Regions from separate parts of the Homo sapiens genome. Here region 1 is linked to region 2. A link is a loop called in an ENCODE intact Hi-C map of the cell type or tissue named here. Cell type or tissue: HepG2. All regions are shown on one strand. Links, peaks and the distances in the headings refer to the core of each region. The heading gives the core; the rest is flanking DNA.

Region 1 (2,905 bases), core at 104-2,603, 120 kb after region 2:
ACCTCCCCCCACCCCCATCTCCAGGAGGCAGGTAGAGCAGTTCTGACCGAGAGGATAGACTGCTGTTGCTGTCTTTCCCCAGCTCTGAACTAGTTTTAAGGTAGCTTAGGATGAAAAATGGAGAATGATTGGGGGTTCCAAACCACTTTCTTCTCCCTTGGCTTATATCTCTTCACCATTTGGTGGTCAACTGTGGGCCTACCCTGGACCTCATCTACTCAGCGAGAATTGGACATGAAGCTAGAGGCAGCTGCCTTGGAAGGGAAGTCAGGCTCACTTGGACAGCCCAGGCCATGGCAGGAAGAATCCCTTCCTCTTGGGGTCCTTGATGGGCATGTGTGATGGGGAAGGAGCAGTCTCCCAGCCCTGGGTCTGCTCCCCACATCTCTCCTAATTCCACTTCACCTTTTGCCACCCCCTCCCCACCAGAGGCCTAGCCCTTTTGTCACCGAAGGCCCCCAGAGTGTTTCTGTGTGAAACCCTCTCATTTACACTGTGGCATCAAAATCCACAAAAGATGGATTAATTGCACTCTGGTTAATAGCAGCAGCACAATGATTAAAATCTATATTCCTATCTTCTCTAGCACCCTGGTGTGGGGATGGGGCGGAAGGGTGTCTTGAGGGGCAGGGAGGACCCCATAAAACAATCCCTCCTGCATTCTCAGGCTAAATAGGGCCCCCAGTGACTACCTGTTCTTGGCTGTCCCCTCTGAAGAGCTCTGCCTTCTCACAGCCACCACCAGTTGCCCCACTCCCAGGAAAACAGCACATGTTCTTCTTCTCCTGCCTTGAGACTGCGTGTTAGTCTTCCATTCATAACTCATCAGCAGCTCAGTCCTTCTTATGTCTAGTCTCAGTTCATTCAGCCAAAGCTCATTTTTGTCCTATCCAAAGTAGAAAGGGTTCTTTTAGAAAACTTGAAGAATGTGCCTCCTCTTAGCATCTGTTTCTGACTCCCAGTTATTTTTAAAATAAATGATGAATAAAATGCCTGCCCTGAAGGGTTCTGGAGGAGTCAGGTATCACTCATCAGGTGATAGTGTAATTCTTTCTCCAGGAGGCAGGAATGGAGGAGGATCACCTATCTGGATCTGAGGGGTCCAGGGAGCCTCCTGGAGGGAGGGAGTGTGACACCTTCAGCGGGATCTTCAAGGACAAGTGGAACCTGGGTCTTTACAGGATACGGATTTTTTTCCCCTCCCTTTCTCTGGGTACTTGGACTTTTTCCTTACTTGGGTCCAAGAAGGGCACTGCCACCTGCTGGCCCAGCATTTCCCTTCCCCCTCCCAGGGCTGGGAGGCCTCCCGTAGCCGCTGCTGCCCCCTAGTGAGGAGACTGCAGAGAGGCCTCCCCTGCTGCTTCTGGATCCCTATATTTGAGTTCAGCCCCTGAAGTAACAGATAGAAACAGGAGCTGGAGGAGCTGCAGATACTATAAGGGATGATGGAACTGTGCATTAGGGGATGCTCTTCCAAAGGCATCCTGTCTCCTCAATCCCCTACCCAAGAAAGGTGTTTAGCAACTGGAGTGCCTCCACCCCTTGCAAGAGAAACCCAAGCCTTATGGGAGGGGGCATTTCCAAGCACACAAAGTGGTCCCATATGCATGGATAGGGCTGAGCTTTTTTTTTTTTGAGACAGGGTCTTGCTCTGTTGCCCAGGCTGGAGTGCAGTGGTGCGATCAGGGTTCACTGCACTCTCCGCCTGGGCTCAAGCAATCCTCCCACCCCAGCCTCCCAAGTAACTGGCCCTAGACTCAAGCAATCCTCCTGCCTCGGACTCCCAAAGTGCTAGATTACAAGCCTCAGCCACCATTCCCAGACAATGAGCCATTTTTGAATGGTCAGACGGAACCTTGGGAGTACAGAGAGCTCTAAAAGGTTGAATTAGCTGCTGGACCCTGTGAGGGCAACTCCGGGCTGGAGCTGGTATCTGCTGAGAACTCACCCCTTGGAAGTCCATTCTGGAAAGACTTTAGGGGTGCCTCACTGAGGAATGAGGGAAATACTGAATGTCTGTTAAGCCATGTGGTCCTGTACCTCATGGTGCTGCAGAGGCAGCACAGGATCTGGGATAAGATGGCCTGGCCCAGGTCTCGCTCCCCAACCCCCATAGGCTTTCCCGTCCCCTTTCCACTGTGGGAAGGCTCCTCACCTTTCCTGTCTTCATTTCCCAACCTACACAACAGCAATCATAATGCTGTCTCACAGGTGGTAAGGTACTTCTTTCAACCCTCAGATCAACTCCATGAGGTAGGTAGTATCCTCCCATCTTGCAGATGAGAAAACTGGGGCTCCAGGGTCACAAACTCGTAAGTGACTGAACCAGGTCTGATCCCAAAACTTGTGACCACAGCACTGCATTGCCTCACGTGAAATAGCACCAGGAAAGGAAAGAAAATCAACTGCGCTATACTATGTAGGAAGTTCAAAATGTCTCAAAATCTAGAAGGATTGAGATTGTTTCCTAAGGAATGAGTGTGAGTATTCGCAAGGAATGGGTGAGAAGGGTTTCCTCATGTGAAATGGGCATAGATTATTCCTAAATGTATACTCCCCCGAAAATTCCCTTCTAACTTTTTCATTCCATTATTTAACATTTAACACCTATTCTGTGCCTGGCATGGTGCTAGATTCCTGCCCTATAGCAGTTACATCTTGGGAGGAAGACAGGGGACCATGGCTGCCGTTACTGTTTGATCAGTGTCAGCCTTTGCTAGTGCAACTCACAGGCACCCCACTCAGGGTGGTTGCAGAGAGCTGAGATGAAGAGTTCAGTGCAGGTTTCCAGGAAATAAATCTCAAACTGCACTTTGAAAGAAGAGGGAAGCCAGGTGCGGGGGCTCATGCCTGTAATCCCAGCACTTTGGGAGGCCGAGGCGGGCGGATCACCTGAGGTCGGGAG
Region 2 (2,905 bases), core at 264-2,763:
TGCGGGCAGGTAGCCGTCCCGCTCTCGCCAGTTCCTCCGAGTACTGAGCTCGGAGTTTGTTCACAGGCTGAGCCCGTGCTGGGGGTGTCGCAGCTTGGGCCCGGCCTGCAGGGGTGGGGGAGGAAGAAGCTCCGGCTGAGGGTCTGCCCCGACCGCAGAGGGCGCACGAGGGGGTCTCCCGGCACCGGCGCGGCGCCCACGCCACTACAGGGGCCCCCTGAAACCCGGGTAGAAGCTTGTGATAGGCGTTGCGACCCCGGGAAGGCGCGAGGCTGTGGAGGTGGCTCGTGGGGCCATGGAGGGAGTGGGGGGCGGCGAGACGGAGTCCGTCTAAATGCCAGTTCCCAGAAGTTCAGCGTATCGATTATTTCCTACCTTAATGCATATTTATGCCGCGCCGAAATAGGCTTCATAATTAACTCCCGGAGTCATCCGCAGAGGTTAAAGGGACCCCGAAGATTTGTGCATTGATTGGGTACCTCGGCGGGGTGTGTGTGCGCGCGCGTGTGTGCGTGCGCCCCGTGCTAACCCATTGAAGAATAATTATTTTTCTCCACTGGAAGCTACAGCAGAGAATCGGACAAGGAGGGAAGAAAGAGATTGGTGAGGGGGAGAGAGAGAGAAAGAGAGAGAGAGACACAAAGGAAGTGAGTGCAAGAGGAGCCGGCTTAGCATCTAAACTGTGAGTACTGAGCGAAAACAAACAGGCAGAAAGTGCCGCGAGTTGGCGACCCCTTGGCCGGGTTGGGGGCCCGAGTGCGGCTGAGGGGGACTTTCCTCCCCGCCCCGGGCTTGGCTGGGCGAAGAGGGGTCCCTAAGGCATGGGCGGGATGCGGGTTCAGGCACTCACCTGAAAGCTGACCGGCGGCGGGCTGCGTCAGCCGCCGCCCTAGGTCGACCAAAGAGGAAGCCCCCTCCCCGCCCCCATTGCCTTTGTTCCTTTTAAAGGATTTTGCCGCTGGTGGGATTGGGGGGAGTGTGAGAGGGAGCCTTGGCTCCGGAGGTAGCCGATCCTCCTGTCCCCGCTGAGTGAAACCCGCTTGGAGTGCCTCCTCCGTTTCCTTTATACCCCATGGTATGGAGTGGTATGAGGAAGGGGCTGTAAAGGGGTTAGGGATCAGGGGTTTGTGACACCTGTGCATATGTTTGTCTGGTACCCTTGGAACAGAGGGCCCCAGGAGACCCCAGTTTGGGGCCTGGGAGAAGCCATGTCCGTGGGCCAAACCACCAACTCCAGTATATGTGGAGGCAAACATGGTCCCAGGCTTAGAGGAGACACCAGCTACTCCCCACACACATCAGAGTCCTTCCTAGCCATTGTGTCTGTGGGGTCTAGGTCTGGCCAGACCTCTTGGCCATAAGCCTGCCTCCCACTGCCTCCCCATCCCTGGGGCCCTTGCATGCCTAAGAAAGGCCGGAGCTAGGAGCCCACCTGGAGGAGGAGCTCTGGCCGGGTAGGGGCCCAGGAAGGCAGCTAGACAAGGATAGGTGCTCCCTTTCCTGAGAAAGGGTCCATAACAGGGTGCCCCCGGGGAACAAGAGCTGGCCAGCCCTGCCAGTGCTGAGCTGGTCAGGAGAGGGCGTCTGGGGGCCCAAGGGAGAGCCCTCCCTTCCGACCAACATTCCACAGCCTCCGTTTGGAAGTGCTTGTATACTGCCTTCCTTTCCTCAACCCTCATTAACAAATTCTTCTTTTGGTCTGATTTAATCTTTCCTGACGATTTTTTTTTTTTTACATACCTTAATCTGCCAGTGAACAACTTTTCTCAACTTGAGCCTTAAGAAGGGCTAACTTTGGAGGAAAAGTCAGCTCTTTTGAGGCTGGGATGGGAACCCCTGGTGAAAGAGCTCTGAATTGAGGGGAAAGGGATTGTCCTCTAAGAAACCCCCTTTAGGGGTAATTTTGGTGGCTTATGCCCTCCAGGAGGACACAACGGAGGCCTGGGGCTGCAAACAACTTCTATCTCTCAGTCATTCAATGCCGGCTTTCCATTGCTCCACTGGGGCTGCCACAGAGGCAGGAAAAGAGGATCTCTCTCTCTCTCTCTCACACACACACACACACACACACTCACACCAGATAACACTTCCTCCAAGTAGTATTGGGCACTCTCTGAGACTCAGGGCCCCTCCCATTGCCCATACACCACCACCCCCCACCCCCATCCCACGCACCCCACACACACAAAGAGAACATCCAGGAGTCTCAGAGCTGGGGACTACCATCCTAAAGGCATGAAGAGGAAGGAGAGACCCTCAACTAGGGAGGATCAAATTCAGTGTAACCCTGGAAGAGGTGACATGAAGACTGGGTGGCAGGGGAGACCACAGTCCTGCTGACGTGACTGCTCTGAATTGCAGTCATATGCATATGGGCCTGTCTTCCCACTGGACTGCCTGCTGGGCCTCCCTGAGTGCTGTCTCCTGGTGCCTAGCACGGTGCCCATCCCACTGTCTGTGCTCGGTGCATATTTGATAAATGAGTGGTGTCCCTGAAGCCATTCTCCCCACCCTTCATCTCTGTCTGCCTCCTCCTCCAAGAGGTACTCCACAGGGGCTTGGGAGAGCCCAGTTCCATAGTTCTTTGGGCTGGGGCACCATCACCCCATGGGGGTTGAGGAGGGGCATGGAAGAAAAGGGGTGGGGGCAGGAATAGTGCTTGGGCAGACACTGAGACATTTCGATATTCATAAATTGCTCAGGTTGAAATGCATGTGAGTTTGCCAATGACCCATTCTTATATTTTTCTTTAACAGCTTTATTGGCTGAGAGGCAAAACTGTGGCCTGGGTCCTGGACTTGGGGAGGCTAGATTCTTGTAACACAAGAACCTCCCTGTGTCCTCCCTCCCACAGCCCAACCTTGGAGCTTATTGGAGATCAGATGCAGAGGCTGGGGGTACCCAG

Evidence for each region. Hi-C counts contacts between places; a loop is a spot of excess contacts. Peaks named below come from ENCODE experiments on the same cell type or tissue, not always from the same donor. Only the 100,000 strongest peaks of a DNase experiment are listed, where the experiment ranks them.
Region 1: a loop joins it to region 2, with 2.5 times the contacts of the local background. A loop is called at or near these places in 1 of 110 quality-filtered maps.

The regions. Positions count from the first base shown.
Region 1 is chr1:205,334,190-205,337,094 of GRCh38, reverse strand. KLHDC8A (kelch domain containing 8A) reads left to right here. Exons shown (of 6, transcript NM_018203.3): 6 at 1-1,034. Among named protein-coding and RNA genes, the nearest start is that of NUAK2, 14 kb to the right of the region's middle. In HepG2, for the core only: a CTCF peak has its summit at 1,296 (motif pointing left); a DNase peak (open chromatin) is centred at 1,284; H3K27me3 peaks cover 292 bases.
Region 2 is chr1:205,453,694-205,456,598 of GRCh38, reverse strand. BLACAT1 (BLACAT1 overlapping LEMD1 locus) reads left to right here and starts at 554. Exons shown (of 2, transcript NM_001397426.2): 1 at 554-682. LEMD1-DT (LEMD1 divergent transcript) reads right to left here and starts at 541. Exons shown (of 3, transcript NR_148934.1): 1 at 376-541. In HepG2, for the core only: a CTCF peak has its summit at 1,588; a DNase peak (open chromatin) is centred at 1,597; H3K4me3 peaks cover 323 bases; H3K27me3 peaks cover 2,500 bases.